3 separate regions of the Homo sapiens genome follow, and regions 2 and 3 are each linked to region 1. The links are chromatin loops, found by intact Hi-C in ENCODE. Cell type or tissue: dorsolateral prefrontal cortex. All regions are shown on one strand. Region 1 overlaps TMEM132E (transmembrane protein 132E). Region 2 has its middle 37 kb from the start of TMEM132E-DT. Region 3 overlaps TMEM132E (transmembrane protein 132E).

Evidence for each region. Hi-C counts contacts between places; a loop is a spot of excess contacts. Peaks named below come from ENCODE experiments on the same cell type or tissue, not always from the same donor. Only the 100,000 strongest peaks of a DNase experiment are listed, where the experiment ranks them.
Region 2: a loop joins it to region 1, with 10 times the contacts of the local background. A loop is called at or near these places in 72 of 110 quality-filtered maps.
Region 3: it touches region 1 in a loop (6-fold over the local background); 18 of 110 quality-filtered maps call a loop at or near these places.

Annotation. Positions count from the first base shown.
Region 1 is chr17:34,636,347-34,641,346 of GRCh38, reverse strand. TMEM132E (transmembrane protein 132E) reads right to left here. Exons shown (of 9, transcript NM_001304438.2): 9 at 2,029-4,170. The coding sequence ends at 3,115. Among named protein-coding and RNA genes, the nearest start is that of TMEM132E, 59 kb to the right of the region's middle. In dorsolateral prefrontal cortex, a CTCF peak has its summit at 2,911 (motif pointing right); DNase peaks (open chromatin) are centred at 1,186 and 2,936; H3K4me3 peaks cover 838 bases; H3K27ac peaks cover 786 bases.
Region 2 is chr17:34,539,988-34,544,987 of GRCh38, reverse strand. No RefSeq gene overlaps it. Among named protein-coding and RNA genes, the nearest start is that of TMEM132E-DT, 37 kb to the left of the region's middle. In dorsolateral prefrontal cortex, CTCF peaks have their summits at 1,872 and 2,076 (motif pointing left); a DNase peak (open chromatin) is centred at 2,107; H3K27me3 peaks cover 363 bases.
Region 3 is chr17:34,580,276-34,585,275 of GRCh38, reverse strand. TMEM132E (transmembrane protein 132E) reads right to left here. Exons shown (of 9, transcript NM_001304438.2): 1 at 4,133-5,000. The coding sequence starts at 4,199. Among named protein-coding and RNA genes, the nearest start is that of TMEM132E, 3.2 kb to the right of the region's middle. In dorsolateral prefrontal cortex, a CTCF peak has its summit at 78 (motif pointing left); DNase peaks (open chromatin) are centred at 4,336, 4,537 and 4,898; H3K4me3 peaks cover 2,806 bases; H3K27ac peaks cover 3,081 bases.

The DNA.
Region 1 (5,000 bases):
ACCTCATGTCTGAGCCTGATTCCCATCCTTGCTGGACCGATCACCCTCTCTGGTCTCTGCGCCTTTGCATGTGTGTTTTCTGTGCTTCCCCTCTCACCAGGGACTCATGTTCCAGGCATAGGGAAAGCAAGTGCAAAGTCAGGCAGCAAAACACAGGGTGTGGAGTCTGTAACTTCTGTCCTCCTTACCGGACTGTCCCTGGCCTTGTCCTCAGCAAACTCAGCTTCAGTTGTCTTCTCCTCTCCTCCTTTGTGCCCTGTCAACCCAGGGTAAAGGTCTGTCATCATCCCAGATGACAGTGGGCAGATGACTTGTCCATCTTCCTTACGGGGCTGGGGGCTCCTTGAGGACGGATCCACAGTTTTGCTTCCCAGACTCCCCATCAGGGTCCAGGGTGTAGCAGGAGCTTAATGCACTGAAGAAACAAATGCTCCATGTTCCAAGTTTCACAGCAGCAACCCACCCCACCTGGCACACTTCCCCAACGTAAGGTATTCTTCCTCAACTCACATCCCTGCCCTCCTCATCTCTCTCTTATAAGAACTCCAAGGGGATGAGGTGATGAACCTCAAGTAAGGTGGTAGAGTGTGCAAAATCCCCCAATATGGGATAATGTGAAAGCCATTTAGAGTTTGCATTTGGACTTAATTTGGTAGGCAATCATTTGTTGAGCACTTGCTGATTCCAGGCACCAGGTTAAGCACAAGCGGGTTAAAAAATGACTGAGACCCCCATACCCTTCCAGGAGTATGTAGTCAGGGCAGTGTTTGAATGGCAGATATCTGTTGTTCTGGGAGCTCAAGGAGACCCCCCCCCCGCCCCCGCGCCAAGCTCCCCTGTGGTTCTGCTTTGGGCTCAGCTTTCTGGTAGCTCCTTACTTGCTGCTGAGTTGCACCTGTTCTTTGTTGCTAAACGTATCTTGGGCACAGCTGGTCAGTCTCTAGTCTTCCTTTCAGACCTATGCCTTGCCTGAAAATTAAGACCTGGTTGTGCCAAAGTCCATTCATTGATATCCTCTACGCGCAGCTGTCTGTACTAGGCATGCTGTCTGCGGGAGCTGTGCAGAGTGCTTTCCATACATGATCCTATTTAATCCTCACAACCACCCTAGGCTGCACCATCAGCTGAGCAGATGATTGTGGGAGGCCAGGCTTCCTTCCAGAGTGGGGAACAGCATGTCTGGGCAGGTGCCAGTGTAGCCCCAGTTCTGCTGCTGGCTGCTTCTGGGACACATGCTGGTTAGTGTTCCTTTCCTTTCCAAAAGTGGCTGCCAGAGCCACCTGTCTATGGGCACTGGAGGCTGGCCAGGTAGCCTTGGCTGAGCTCCTGCCCCTCTCAGGCCTGAGCTCCTGTGCCCCCTAGGCTGCTGCCTGTGCTGGGGTGTGGGCTCCCAGGGCCTCATGACAGGCTGTGTGCACACTCACAGGTCAAGTGTGGCATAAGATGCAGCTAGTCCGCGGCCCACTGGTGGGGAGGGGCACCCCAACATGCCTGTGCTCTCTCCTGCCTGGTTTCTAACATGTAGATCCCCAGGCTTTCTCCATCAGCCGCAAGGGGGAGAGAAGGGAGGATTCCCTGAGAGGTGGTTACAGGGAGGGCCACCTCTGAGAGGTGGGCAGTGAAGGAAGCTGAAGTAACTCAGGTAGGCACACCAACCCTCTCACCTCTCTCCTTAGTTTTCTGTGCCCCCCAGAAGACCTTTCTCTGCAGTCCCGAGGCCTGCCCTTCCCTCCCCTGAGCCAATCAGAACAGAGCCTTAGAGGAAGCACCTCTTTATAAGGGCACATTTGTGGGTCAGCGGATTCTTCATCCCTTGACCTGGGCATCCCAAAGTACCAGAGGGTCTTAAAGGACCTGCATGTTGGGGGAGGAAGAGCGGGACCACAGCCTGGTCTAGCCGAGTTTTGGTCTCATGTCATGTAGTGTGCCCACAGTGTGTGAGTGTGTGTGTGTGCATGTGTGCACTTGCTTGTGTATGTGTGTATGTTTGCCCATGCACATAAGGAAGAGACAGAGCCAGCCACCATGTACTCTCTGTTCATGGGAGCTGCTGCCCCCACCTCCAGTCTGACCGCTTCCATTTATTTAAGAAAAATCCGACACAGTGGTGGGTAGAACCCGAGAGAAAAATGGCTGTGGGATGGGGTAGGGGCGACACTGGCTCCCTTCTGCATTTGCCCACCCTGAAGTCCCTCACAGCATTCCCTGGTGCCCTCTACTCCCCTCCCGGGTTCCGTCTTGTGGGGCATAGGTGGCTGCCTGCCCTGTGCTGCAGAGGGAAGTCGCAGTCAGCAGGGTGACGGGTGGCTAAGGCGTAGTAGTGTTGACCTTGCTGTGGGGGACGGGGAAGGCAAGGAGGTCCCCAGGCCTCTGGCTCTGGGGTGTGATTTGGCTAGAGATGGATCCAGGACTCTTTCCCCTTTAGGTCCCTGCCCAAAGCCCTTGGGGCAGAGGTGGGAGTCCTGAGAACTCAGGAAGGTGCCTGGCTTGGCACCAGACCTCTCTGTAGAGTCAGCTCCCAGGTCCTGGGAGGCACCCGAATGCCAGCAGATGCTACAACTGTCCCCCTAACCCCCAGATATTTCGTCCACAGCAAGATCCTTGGCAGGGCAGGCAGCTGCCACCTCCCCACCCTGCAGGACAGAAATCCCTGAATATTAGTTTGAGGAAAGTCTTTGTGCAGCCTGTGACACAAGACCCCCACAGAACCCCCTGCACAGGGGGACGACACGGGGGACGGGAGGCGGGCCCGGGACACAGCGTGGGCCCACCTGACCCCAAGCTGGACCTCCTTGCCTCACTCTTGGGGCAGGGGGTTGCTTAAGATGGGAGGAGGTTTGGAAAGGGCAGAACAGAGGCTGGGGTTGCTTTCCTCCTTACGAGCCACTGGAGGAAGAGCCCTCCACCTGCAGGGGGCAGAAGAGGGTAATGGCGTGAGGCGAGGGAAGGCCCAGACACTGAGGCGGCCCGCTCCGCACGGAGCCAAGCTGCAGGGGCAGGGAGTACAAAATCAATTCAGCCGCCCAGAGTCAGTGTGAACCGGGGTCCCGGCTGTGTCCTACCCCGAGCTGACCCCGTTGGGGGGGGGGGTCCCTGCTACTCCGGCTGGCGCCTCTATGCAATCTCTTTGATTCTGCGCATGTAATTGTGCAGGTCCGGGGGTGCAGTGGGCCGCGTGGGGCCCGCCACATCCGGGCAGCCCCAACCCAGGTCCTCTTCCTCCTCCTCGTCCTCTTCGCCCGCGGGCACCGAGTCATAGGCCAGCTCCTCTGACGGCAGCGTGGTGAAGGTGGTGAACTTGACCCGCTTGCGCTTGGAGGTGGGCGAGCTGGCGGGGTCCTCGGCTTGGTCTCGGGCTGAGCCGCCCGAGGAGCCGTCGCCCCTGCCGTGCACCTGGCTCTGGACGCTGGTCTGCGAGCTGCCGCTGCTGTGGTGGTCGCCGTGGCAGAAGGCGGGCACGGTTTCCAGCGGGTTGCCTGCTGGCGGCGACAGCTCTCCTTGCACCCGCAGCGGCTGCCCGTTGCCCAGGAACACCCAGTGGTGAGAGTGGTCCATGCTGGTCTGGCCCTCGGGCGGGATGCGCTTGTGCCGGTAGCGCAGCACAAAAACGATGCAGTTGATGAGGAAGACGAGGATGGCGAGGCAGAAGACGCCCAGCAGCGCGTACATGCCGATCTCCAGGTCTGTCAGACCCCGTGGCACCTGCAGGAAGCCGGTGGGCAGCGGCAGGAAGTCTTCTGTGGGTGGCACGACGGGGCTGGCGGTGCCCGGGCCTGGAGCCTCCGGTGCGGGTAGCGCAGAGCCCGGCGGGCCAGCTCCCCGGGCCTCGTCCTCGCCCCCGCCGGGCCCTGGTTGGCTGGGGCCCGGGTAGTCATAAGTGGGGTCCTCCTCGTCCCTCCCAAAGTGCACCCGCAGGCCCACAGGGGTCGTGGCGAGCACACTCTTGCGTTTGGTTTTCTGGCAGCTCTCAGCGATGGTTAGCTCTGCGCGAAGCAGCTCCCCTGACCCCTCGGCCTCAGCCACTACCAGAGGGAAGGCCCGGTCCTGGGTCACAGTGGCCACATGCTCATCCAGGCTGCTCACTAGCAGTCCATAGTCTCGTGGGCTGTAGAGGGAGAGTGGGGCTGTGGTGCCATCACTGTAGGAGAGCCAGAGGCTCAGTAGGGCTTCCTGGAGGAGAAGGAGAAGGAGGGGATAGGAGTCAAAGAGCTGGTTCAGCTGGCTTCCTGCTAGATCCTGGGCTCTGTAGGGGCAGGGACCACGGGTCTCTGGCTCCCTGCTGTATTCTCAGCACTGGAACTGTGCCTGTGACCTGTGGCGGGCATTCAGGAACTACTGTTCAAGTGAGAGTCCTCCTCACAGGGTGTGGGGAGGGTAAATCCCAGACCATGGCATCCAGGCCTCATACTGCTCTGAGGATGCCCTTGTCCACTTCACCCTTCTCCCCTGGATAACCTAAAGGTAAGTTTTGCCTTGGGTCTAATTCAAGTCCCTTCTGCTGCTGGAATAGCTCCATATCTCCATGCCTAACCTTGGGCTTACCCCCATCAGACAACAGGCTGTTGAGAATACACACCCCCTCCCCACTTCTGCCTGTTGGCTAAAACCTTCTGAGGATTGCCCTCCCTCCAGATGAGGAAGCAGGGTTCAGAGAGAAGTGATTGCCTTGGGGTGATGGAGTGAGTTAGGGACAGAGGACCCGTGTCCTAACTCCGGGCTCAGCACTTGATGCTCACCTCCTCACTCCCCAGGACTCTCACCTGTCACCTCCTCACTCCCCAGGACTCTCATCTGTCACCTTTCCACTTTCATCCTGTGGCTATGCCTGTGGTGTATACTTGGGGCTCCAGAGTTGAGTGAGGGTACTTCCTGGGGGTGATGTGGAGGTGACAGCCCTCTGTGAATCCAGGAGGGAGACCCTCAGAGGGAACATCTCAGGTGGCAAGAGCAGCAAGCAAGACCTTGCTCTGACCTCCCATGTAGATGTTGTGGCCATAGGG
Region 2 (5,000 bases), 96 kb after region 1:
ACCACATTTTATTTACGTAAGGATATGTTTTCATGCACAAAATGAGCCTGGTACACAGTAGCTGCAAATCATGATATTATCATTATTGGTAATTATCATTCAGCTACTTGACTATTACAACATTTGCTGTAAAATTCAATTCTTCTAACAATATTAATAGTAGTAGTGACAATAATAAATGCTTACCAAATAGAGACATCCATCCTTTTTCCATCTGAGGATTTCCTTTGTCCAGTAGGCTCAAACTCTGGCATGCCTCAGAGACACACAGGGAGTTTGCTAACCACACAGATGCCCTAAACCATCCTGATGTTTTTATTGTCAACATTCTCCCTGAAGTCTGTTGTGCACCAAAGTTCTGAGCACCACTGTCCTGGTCTTTGAATCTTTCCATGGCCTACCATCCCTGACAGTGTCTGGAAAGATGCCACAAGACCAAGGTTGGGAGGATGTGTGGGCAGAGGAGTGGAAGCCCGGAGGCTCCTGGGCAGCTTCTCTGAGACCACAAGCTCTGGCTTTGTGACTGGTCCTATTCTGACCTCTCCTGTGTTGGAAAAGCATTTCAGCCCTTTCTGGGGGAAATGCGTGATACAAGAAATGACCTATTCAGACCTGTGATTGGAACTCAGGCAGACAGCTGTATCCCTCTGACCTCCACCCTCCCATTGGGTTAGGATAGAATTTTTGGCTCAAGGCTGGCATAATTAGGAGGTTTGGTGAGCAGGCTGGTTGGGGCACTTTGTTTGTAACTCACCTTGGAAAGGCTTCTGGCATCATCTTCCACACAGAGAGCAGGGAGTGTGTATGCCCTGGAACCCACATGTTCATCTTTCCCAATTAAAGTGCACCATTAGCTCCATCTTTAGACGCCCTCCTCTAATTCCTCCACTCAAAGTTCAGGCAGGAAGTCGATGCTGGCTGCAGCAGGGGAAGCACCAACATCTTCAGCATCCCCTTGGCCAAACTCTGTGGGAAGCTATGGGTCCCAGAGGAGGGTGGAGAGAGTGATTCCAAAGGGGCAAATGGAAGGTATCACTGCTTTCCCATCTGCCTAAAAGTCCTTGCCTTCCCCTGTTTCTCCCTTGTCGAACTGGCAACCTCCTACTTATCCTTGAGGACTTAGCCCAAAGTCACCTCTTCTGGGAAAGCTTCCCTGACGTTCCTGCCCTAGGAAGCTTACTGTTGTATCAACTGCATGATTAGAGACCATTGCTTATTTATCCCATTACCCTGGGTCTTTTGTTTTGTTTTGTTTTGGTTTTGCTGAGGGAGTGGCGGCTGGAAATGGGAATCTCAGGTAGATGTATCCATATTACAAAGGTATAGCTAAAAAGTACACCACAGCATTTTTACTAAAGGATTATATATTCGCACTAAGAATCATGTTCTGGTTAAGAATTCCATCATTTTGTGTGAGGCCCAGTCACAGATTTAGGCTGTGGTTTGTTGTATTGGTCTAGAGATCAACTAGGGATTTTAATGTGACTAAAATAAGGCAGGCCATATGTGACAACATTCAGAATTCAGCATAGCATCTTTCTCATGCCTTCCATTTCCTTCCCGTCATCTTGTTTTCCTTGTAGCCTTAAGGACAGATATCCCGGATAATGTTCTGGTGATGAACAACTATAGTTTTACTGAAAGAAAATTATTGTGTCACTTTAAAGTTAATAGTTTTGAAAAAGGGAAAAAAAGAGAGCCAGTTAAAGTCCAATTGCTTATTCAAAATGGTTCTCCCAAATCTTGTCATGGTTCTGCAAATCCTACTCTAAATTCTATCCTGTGACTTTGTTACTGCCCAAGGACATGACATTTACAGAAACCAATAGGCATAGACGAAAATGTCAAATTATTGATGCCTATCAAGGTAGTTTAAAATGCCCCTAAACACCTGGGATTATCTAGTAAGTACTCCCTCAGTTCAGGGTCCATATCCTTCATGTATAATAGACAGTCCTTTCTCGAGGCCCCCAAAATGTCCATTTTGACCACTCAAGGGTTTATCAGTTGATATTTACAATATAGAGAACCTACTATGTGTCAGACCTTGTGCCTGTGTGCATGGCGCCCCCTGGAGTTACAAATCGGAATAGCACCAATTTATGTCAGGTCCGTGCAGTGCGGAGGGGCACTTGGAGCTACAATTGGGCTCTACCTGTGGATTTTCTATTTTAAATCTAATTTTGGAACATTTTGAGATTTACAGGAAAGTTGCAAATATGGTGCAGAGAGTTTCCGCATACTGCTCCCGTGGCTTTAGGGGCTCTTCCTTAGAACAGCCTAGAGAGGAAATTATCTCTCTGGTCTCAGCCTCAGGATTGCTTGAGCATCTCCAGAGCTATTTTCAGACTGTATTTTTAGGAACACTGTATATTTGACAACTCCCGGGCTTTCTCCTTTTGCATCAACTGCTAGGAAGCTCAGCGCCAAGTCTGTGGCTTAATTCTAGCAAAAGTGTAGAAACTCTCGGCAGATATTTTGGGTATTAACTTTACCCTTGATTTCATCTTGTTCTTCCTGCATCATTTCCCTTTCCTCATTTACTTAATTTTCACTTTGTTATCTGTATTGAGCTTTGCTGGCCTCTTGAAATCGTTTTTGGGACACGGTTGGGGTACATATCATTTTTGGAACACGGTTGGGGTACATATAACTGGATGAACAAATAGATCGTTTCCTCTATGTTTCCAAGGTGTCTGATGCATGTTTTTACTCTGGTATTTACCGCATTTTGTTGTAATTGCTTGTTTATGTGTTTGACTGCCCCACCGGGCTGGGACTGCCACCTGGTTTTCCTGAAGCTGGACTCCTTGGCATGACTGAACACCCAGGATGGGCCACTGTCTGAATCATATTTTTCAGACCCTGAACCTATCACCACCATCCCATTTCTTCCCTATGTGGACACACCCCCACAGAGGCTCACAGCCAGCCTTAGCATCTTTCCTACCTTGGTGGATATCCTATATGTGCCATTCTTGAGGCATGGCCAGACAGGACCAGTCAATACCCAAAGGGAAAGAGAATCATGAACCAATGTGCACCCACAGTCAGAAGATGATGGCCTGAGAAGGTGGAAGGGAAAGTAGGGGTGTGTGTTATTTCCCCCTCCTGCTCAGACCTGAAGGTGGCACCTCTCCTGGCCTTGCTCTTGATCCATTTCATGTCCCCTCCCCTCTCCCTCCTCCCTTGGCCATCCTAGTGATGAGGTGAAGAGGCCGTGTACGGCCAACAGAATCCCAGGATCACAAGGTTGTCCGCTCCAGAATGTTCATGTCTCACCTGGCAATTCAATTTGGACCATCCTCTTCCCCGACCTTCCCCCTCATGAACTCCTTCATTGTATAAAAGGGGCAATTGAGGCCCAGAAAGGGAGAGTGATTTCTTCAAGGTCACACAGCAAATTTGAGGCAGGCTTGTTCTCTTTCCACCTGAAAGCAAGGTTTCTGTGCTCTGTGAGCAACAGGCACAAACTGAGCCAGCGTGGGAGGGTGTGTGTGTAGGGGGTCTGGGGAGCTTTCCTGAATTCCCTGTAAGCAGCCACCCCAAGGGGCTAGAGGGGTGGCTGATCATGCTGGGCAAATCCCTCTTCTCTGCTCACCCTTCTGGAATCAGATACACTCTGAAAATTTGCTTTGAAGGAGGAAAAATAATGATAAAGGGGCAGCTTTGGCATAGGTGGAGGGCAAAGTAGGCCAGGGAATGGCTCGAGTGACTTTGTATAGGAGGGGAGAGGGAGCGAGTGGATCGGCAAAAGTAGAAATGGCAAACTCTAATGCCCTCAGGGATTCTGTTGAAGGGGTGACAATGTGGGGGCCATAGTGGGGGCAGGAGAAGGCAGGTCATTGTCTAAATTGTGTGCCGACTGATCTCCTGCTGCTGGGGAAGGAGGCGGCAAAGTTGCAAGATCTTCCAGGTTTTTTTCAAGACAAGCTGAAAACCTGATGTTTATGTGAAATCCAGATTTTCACATGTTGACAACTAATTCAAAAATTTAAAAGCTCTGTATGAATACAATGCATAGACCTTATTTGGATTCAAACAAACCACCTGTAAAAAGACATTTTTGAGACAATTAGGAAAATTTAAATAGACACTAATAAGGAATTATTCTTCATTTTGTTAGGGTGATAATGGTTTTGTGGTTACGGTTTTAAAAAGTCTTTGTCTGCTAGAGAGACACACTGAAGTATTTATGGGTGAGATAATATAATGTCTGGATTTGCTTTAAAATATTTCAGAAACTAAAAGGTGTGTTGGGGATAGATGAGATGAGATTGACAAAATGGTGATAGGGAAGCTGGATGGTATGTATATGCAGGTTAATTATGCTCGTCTTTGCTTTTGGGTATGTTTTAAAAAATCATCACAAAAATAAACACTCTGGGTCGAACAAAACCTGTCAGCGGGCTGGATGTGGCCTCGGATCACCATTTTTCAATCTTTAGTCTAGGCCTTTCTCTCATACATAAGCCACGGAACACCAGCGGGTTAACAAAAACCCTAGAGATCAGGCTGGGTGCGGTGGCTCACGCCTGTAATCCCAGCACTTTGGGAGGCCGAGGCAGGTGGATCTACAGGGTCAAGAGATCAAGACCATCCTGGCTAATGTGGTGAAACGCCATCTCTACTAAAAAATACAAAAATTAGCTGGGCATGGTGGCGGGCGCCTGTAGTCCCAGCTACTCGGGAGGCTGAGGCAGGAGAATCACTTGAACCCGGGAGGTGGAGGTTGCAGTGAGCCGAGATTGTGCCACTGCACTCCAGCCTGGCAACAGAGTGAGACTCCATTTCAAAAAGAAAAGAAAAGAAAAGAAACCCTAGAGATCATATGGGTGAGGGGTTGGCAAACTACAGCCTGGGGCCCAAATCTGGCCTGCCACCTGTTTTTGTCAATAAAGTTTTATTGGAACACAGCCACATCCATTTTGTAATGTATTTGTCTCTGACTGCCTTTGTGCTACAATAGCAGATTTGAGTAAGTGTGATGCAGACTGTAT
Region 3 (5,000 bases), 56 kb after region 1:
TCTGGTATTCCACAGTGGCCTTATCTCCCACAGCGAAGCACCAGCCGTCCTCAGAATGGATTCCAATAAAGCTCATTTCCTGCCACCAAGTTTATAACACATCCCCACCTACTGGTCTTAAACATTAACAAGGCTATGTTGTGAATACGGCTGCATGTGGCCAGAAGAAAGATGGGTGTGGGAGAGGCGAAGCAAGCATCATCCCTCACGCCCGGCAATAAAGGGGTCTCCCAAGGGCTGGTGCTTACCCTGTCCTGCTGTGTTCCTCCTGCATCTCCAAAAGGGCTCAGGGCTTGGGTGATCGGGGGATGGGGTAGGGGTGTGGACACAACCCGCAGGAGAAACTCAAGGTTGCTGGGCTGGGGATCATGGAGGTGAGGACACGTTTTGAGACCATGTATTCAGAATGACCCTGGACACTACATTTGTATCCTGTGAGACCATGTCATAACATGTCACCGGAGACACATGGGTCTTGTATGTGCCCACTCAAGGGGCATGGCATGGGCCTGCTCCATCCTCTTGCTCTCTTTGTGGTATCTCTGCCTGTCTCCTCCCCTGCCCCTCTTCTGCCCTCTACCCCAGAGCTCCCTTTTCAACTGATGCTGGGAGGGTCCCTCAATACAGAGTTGTCCTCCTACCCCATCCATTTCTTCTGAGCACCTGCTATGTGTCAAACACTGGAGAGCCATGCAAACACATAGAAGACATGGCTCCTGCCCTAAATGCAAGAACGTGGGGATCAGGAGGATTGCACAGGTAAGCATGCCCATGTATACCCCTCACACAGCAGCCTATGAGGAAAAAGTGCTAGAAAAGTAGCATGAAGTACCAAAGAAGTCATGGAAAAAGTTCATTTATTTCTATCAGGGTATGGGGACTGCTGGTGAGAAGCTAGGGGGTAATCTACGGAGGCTCCCTGGAGGAGGTGACATTTGAACTCCGCTTTGAAGGTTAAGTAAGAATTTCTGGAGGCAAAGTATTCCAGATGGAGGGGCTGGTGGGTGCAAAAGCAGAAAGGCAGGAAAGTGAGAAAAGCAATACCTCATAGGGCACACGGAGGATGGCGAGAGGCCAGTATCTTTGAAGTAAAGATGTGGATTTGGACAAGATCATAAATGGCTTTGGATGCCAGGGCAATGAGTGTGCCCTTGATCCTAGAGGCTGTGGGGAACCAGTAATTGTTCCTGAGTAGTGAGCTGACATAATCAGCCCTCTAACAGATTTATCCACCACGCTGACCCCTAAACTCCTATTCAAACTAACAGTGGGGCTGGGAGTCTCCCCAAATATTAGATACAAGAAAGTGGCCTTCACAGATGTTCCCTGGAAGAGGGCTGGAGACTGGGAACAGTGTAGAGGTGCCCAAACACACCACTCTGCCTATCTCATGGGCTGAACTGGGCCCTGAAAAGGTAGTAAGGCTCCATTCACACATGGTCTCTGTCCAGGAGTCCTGGCAGAAACTGGAAAGGGGAAAGAAAGGCCAGAGACCACGCTGCCTGTGGAAGATGGGGAATGTGAGGGAGGCAGCCCAAGGTCACCCTGCCCGGTGGCGCCAGAGTCAGACTGAAACCCAGGCTACTTGGCTCCCAGTCTGGCTGTGTGGTCAGAACCCTGTGACCTCAATTGCCTGCCAGGCACAGAAAACTGCAACTGTCCCTCTATCTCCCAGCATTTTAGAAAAGCCCCGGAACCCCAACCAAGAGTCAGTTTAAAGGGAGACTAAGTCCCCGGACCCTATTCTTAACAGAGGGAAGGGGTGGCTACGTGGGTGTCAGGCAGCCCTGGAGGAGGAGGGCAGCCCAGGCAAGATGGGGTTTTATTGTGGGGGGATTTCTATCATACTGGCCTTACCCATCTGGGGGATCCCCCAAGTTTTAAGTATCTGCTGGCACCCTTCTCTGAGGCAGGGGAGACTGAGACATGCGATGGAGAAGAGAGTTCAGGACTCAGGGAAGGAGGTTGGAAAGGAAGCCAGATAGTCAGGAGGGGAAATGTCCGCTCAGTAGGGCGATTCAGACCCTACCTCCTCAAATACCTTCTTTCTGCTCAGGCAGCCAAGCCCTCTGCCCTAGGTGTGCTGTCACTGTGTTAGGCACTGGCTGTGTGGAGAGACAGGGAATAAGCCCATGGCTCTGCCTCCACCAATCCAGGACTACTGGGGCACAGAGAGGGCACTGGTGCCTAAGGAAAAAAGGAGGCCAAGGCCAAGACCAAGGGAAGGCAGCCAGGACGCTAAGGCCCAGCTGGAACTGCGTCTTAGGAACAGGCAGGATTCTGGCAGGTGAGGAAGGGAAAGGGATCTTTAATTCCAGGCTCAGGGATCGGGAAGGTGGGCAGAGGGACCCTAATGACAGAGTTTGAGCTGCCCATCATCAGCGTTTGAGGTGACGCCATGGTTGGGCTTTGGGAAGGGAACTCCGACAGCAAGATGTAAGAAGAGGGGAAGAACCCACCTAGACTCAGGCCTGGGTTTCTGGGCTTCCTCCTACTGGGCAGGGAAACTCCCTGCCGGCCAGTGCTAGGTCACAAGTGCAGCCCATGCAGCTCCAGTGCGCAGACAGGCAGCCCACCTCCCTCTCCCCCACCTTCATTCTCAGTGTTGCACACAGAGCCTAGAGATTTCTGGTTCCCCGCTATGCTCCCACTTCGCCCCACCTCACCCTCGCCCCCCTGCTGGCTCGCTGCTCTGCCTATTCCTCCCATAGAGAACTGAGGTTAGCTGTCTCTGGTGAACTGAACGCAAAACAACCCCCCCTGGTGTTACCTCAGCCGGGAATAACCAAGCCACCCATAGAGGGAGGTCTGCCTGCTCCCCGCCCCCCTCCTAGCCCCAGGACCCTACGATTCCGAGAGCCCCTCTTTTTCTTATTCTCTCAACCTTGAGAATGCGCTTTGGTCAGGGTGAAAGAGGCCGCTGGTTAGAGACCTTGGGCACACTCCTGGCGAGCTTGAGCAGGCTCTTAGGGACTGGGCAGATCTGGGCAAGAGCTGAGCCCGGCACACCGAGGGCGCTCCACCAATGCGGAGAGCCCACTGCCCCCTCCATCTAAGCGCCCTCCATTCTGCCTGAGGCTCACCCCTCAGCGTGGAGCATCGAAACACCCCCGCCCCCCAACCCCGCCACGCCTTGCTGGTTAAGAAAATGTATCCCAGGTCGGCTGGTTTCACGTTAGGAGGGAGCAGAGGGCCCCGCTTCTCCACTCTCCTTTCGGAGCTCTCTCCCTCCCACCTCGGTCTGCTCCCCTCGCCTCCTGGAGCGTCTCCAGCTTGCGGAAGGCCCGCTGCAGCCTCCTTCCCTCTGGTCTGATTTCCCATTCTTGGGGGCTGTTCAAAAACCCGCTGCCCCCCACCCGTATGCCCGCTGTCCCACCGCCAAAGCGCGCCAACCTCAATCCCTCCTTCTCCCACCCCCTTTACCGCGGAGCCCGGGGCGAGCCTGGGGAGCAGACGCAACAGATTGCAGAATGCGAGAGCGCGGAGCCCGCTCCCTCCGCGCGCGGCCCGCGGCCCACCGCCCCGGCCTGTGCGGGTGCCCAGACCCCCGCCCTCCGGGCTCGCCTAAGCCGGCCATTTAGATGCAGCTCACAGGACCGCGGGCGTGCGAGCCGCGGCGGCTCCCCGGCCCGGAGTCAGTCCACTTCCCTTCCCGAGGACCGCCGCAGGAAGCGAGGCGACGGGCGGCGCGGCCCCGCACCGGCCTGCGCGCCCGGGGCGAGGAAAGACGCGATCCCGGCGGATCCCAACAGCCCCCAGCCCGGCCGGCTGCAGGGAGAGACGGGGGCGGGGGGCGGCCTGGACGCGATCCGGAGGATCCCTCGGATCCCTCTAGATTTCCGTGGGCGGACACGACCCCAGACCTTCGGGTTCGAACCCTTCTTTATAACCAGGAGAGGACTGGAGCGACACCCTCCCCCCACCCTTTTCTGGCGCCGGGCTCGGTCCCCTCAGCTGAGCTCGCCGGAGGGCTCGGGGGCTGGCGGTAACTCGAGCTGCAGCCAGAGACGCCAAACCCGGAGTGGCGGCTGCGAGTCCAGGGGGTGTGGGTGCTCCTCTCCCCAGTCTTCCCCGTACCCCCTCCAGTGGCGCCTGCCGCATCCTCACCCCCAGTCCGCGCCGCGACACTTACCGTGGGCGAGTAGCGCTGAGAGGCAGAGCAGGGCGGCGCCGCCGCGGCCCGACATCCCCGGGGCCATGGCCGAGGCGGGGGCGGGAGGGGTCCGAGAGAGCAACAGTCGACGACGACTTGGCCCCAGGCTGGGCTTGGTCACATCCAACTCAGGGCTGCCGTGGCGCCCGGCTGTCTCAGATGCAGCTCCGGGACCAGAGAGTGCAATTCGGGGACACTTTGCGGGGAGGGGGCGTCCCAGGCGCTGGCGGCTACACCCTCGGAGCCGGTGGGGGCGCAGCTCCGGGCGGGAGGAGCCTCCACCTCCCCCAGCTGGTGCCCCCTGCAGGATCTGCGAGGCGCGGGGGGAGCTGCACGTGCAGTCCGGAGCCCGGTGGCCGCGGGCGTCCCGGGGGCTACCTAGAGCCCAGTGCTGAATCTCCCGGCCTCACGGCCCAGCTCGAATCCGAACTCACTCGAGGGTGCCGACTTCCAACGCAATCCCCAGTTTCCTCGGTTTCGGTAGTAACCGCACATGGATAGCGCCGCTTTCTTCCTCCAAGCCCCTGCAGCAGCCCAGCATAAAAATCCCAGGTCAGGTGCAAATGAATGCTGTCTTTCTCAAAGAAAGAGAAAATCCAGACAACTTTAATCCATCTGGAGAAGGAAAAGTTTCCGTGCGGTGCTGAAACTGGCGACGCCGGTCGCCACCACCCTAGGCGACGCCCAGACCGGATGCCCGAGGCGGGCGGCCAGATGTTTGTCCCCTCGCAAGGCTCGCTCCTCCGCTCCAGCGCGCTTTCTCCAGTCTGGATCAGGGCCCAGGCTCCACACAGGCCGGCTCAGCGCCTCCTGCCCAGGCAGCCGCTCGGCGGCTGGGGCAAGGGTG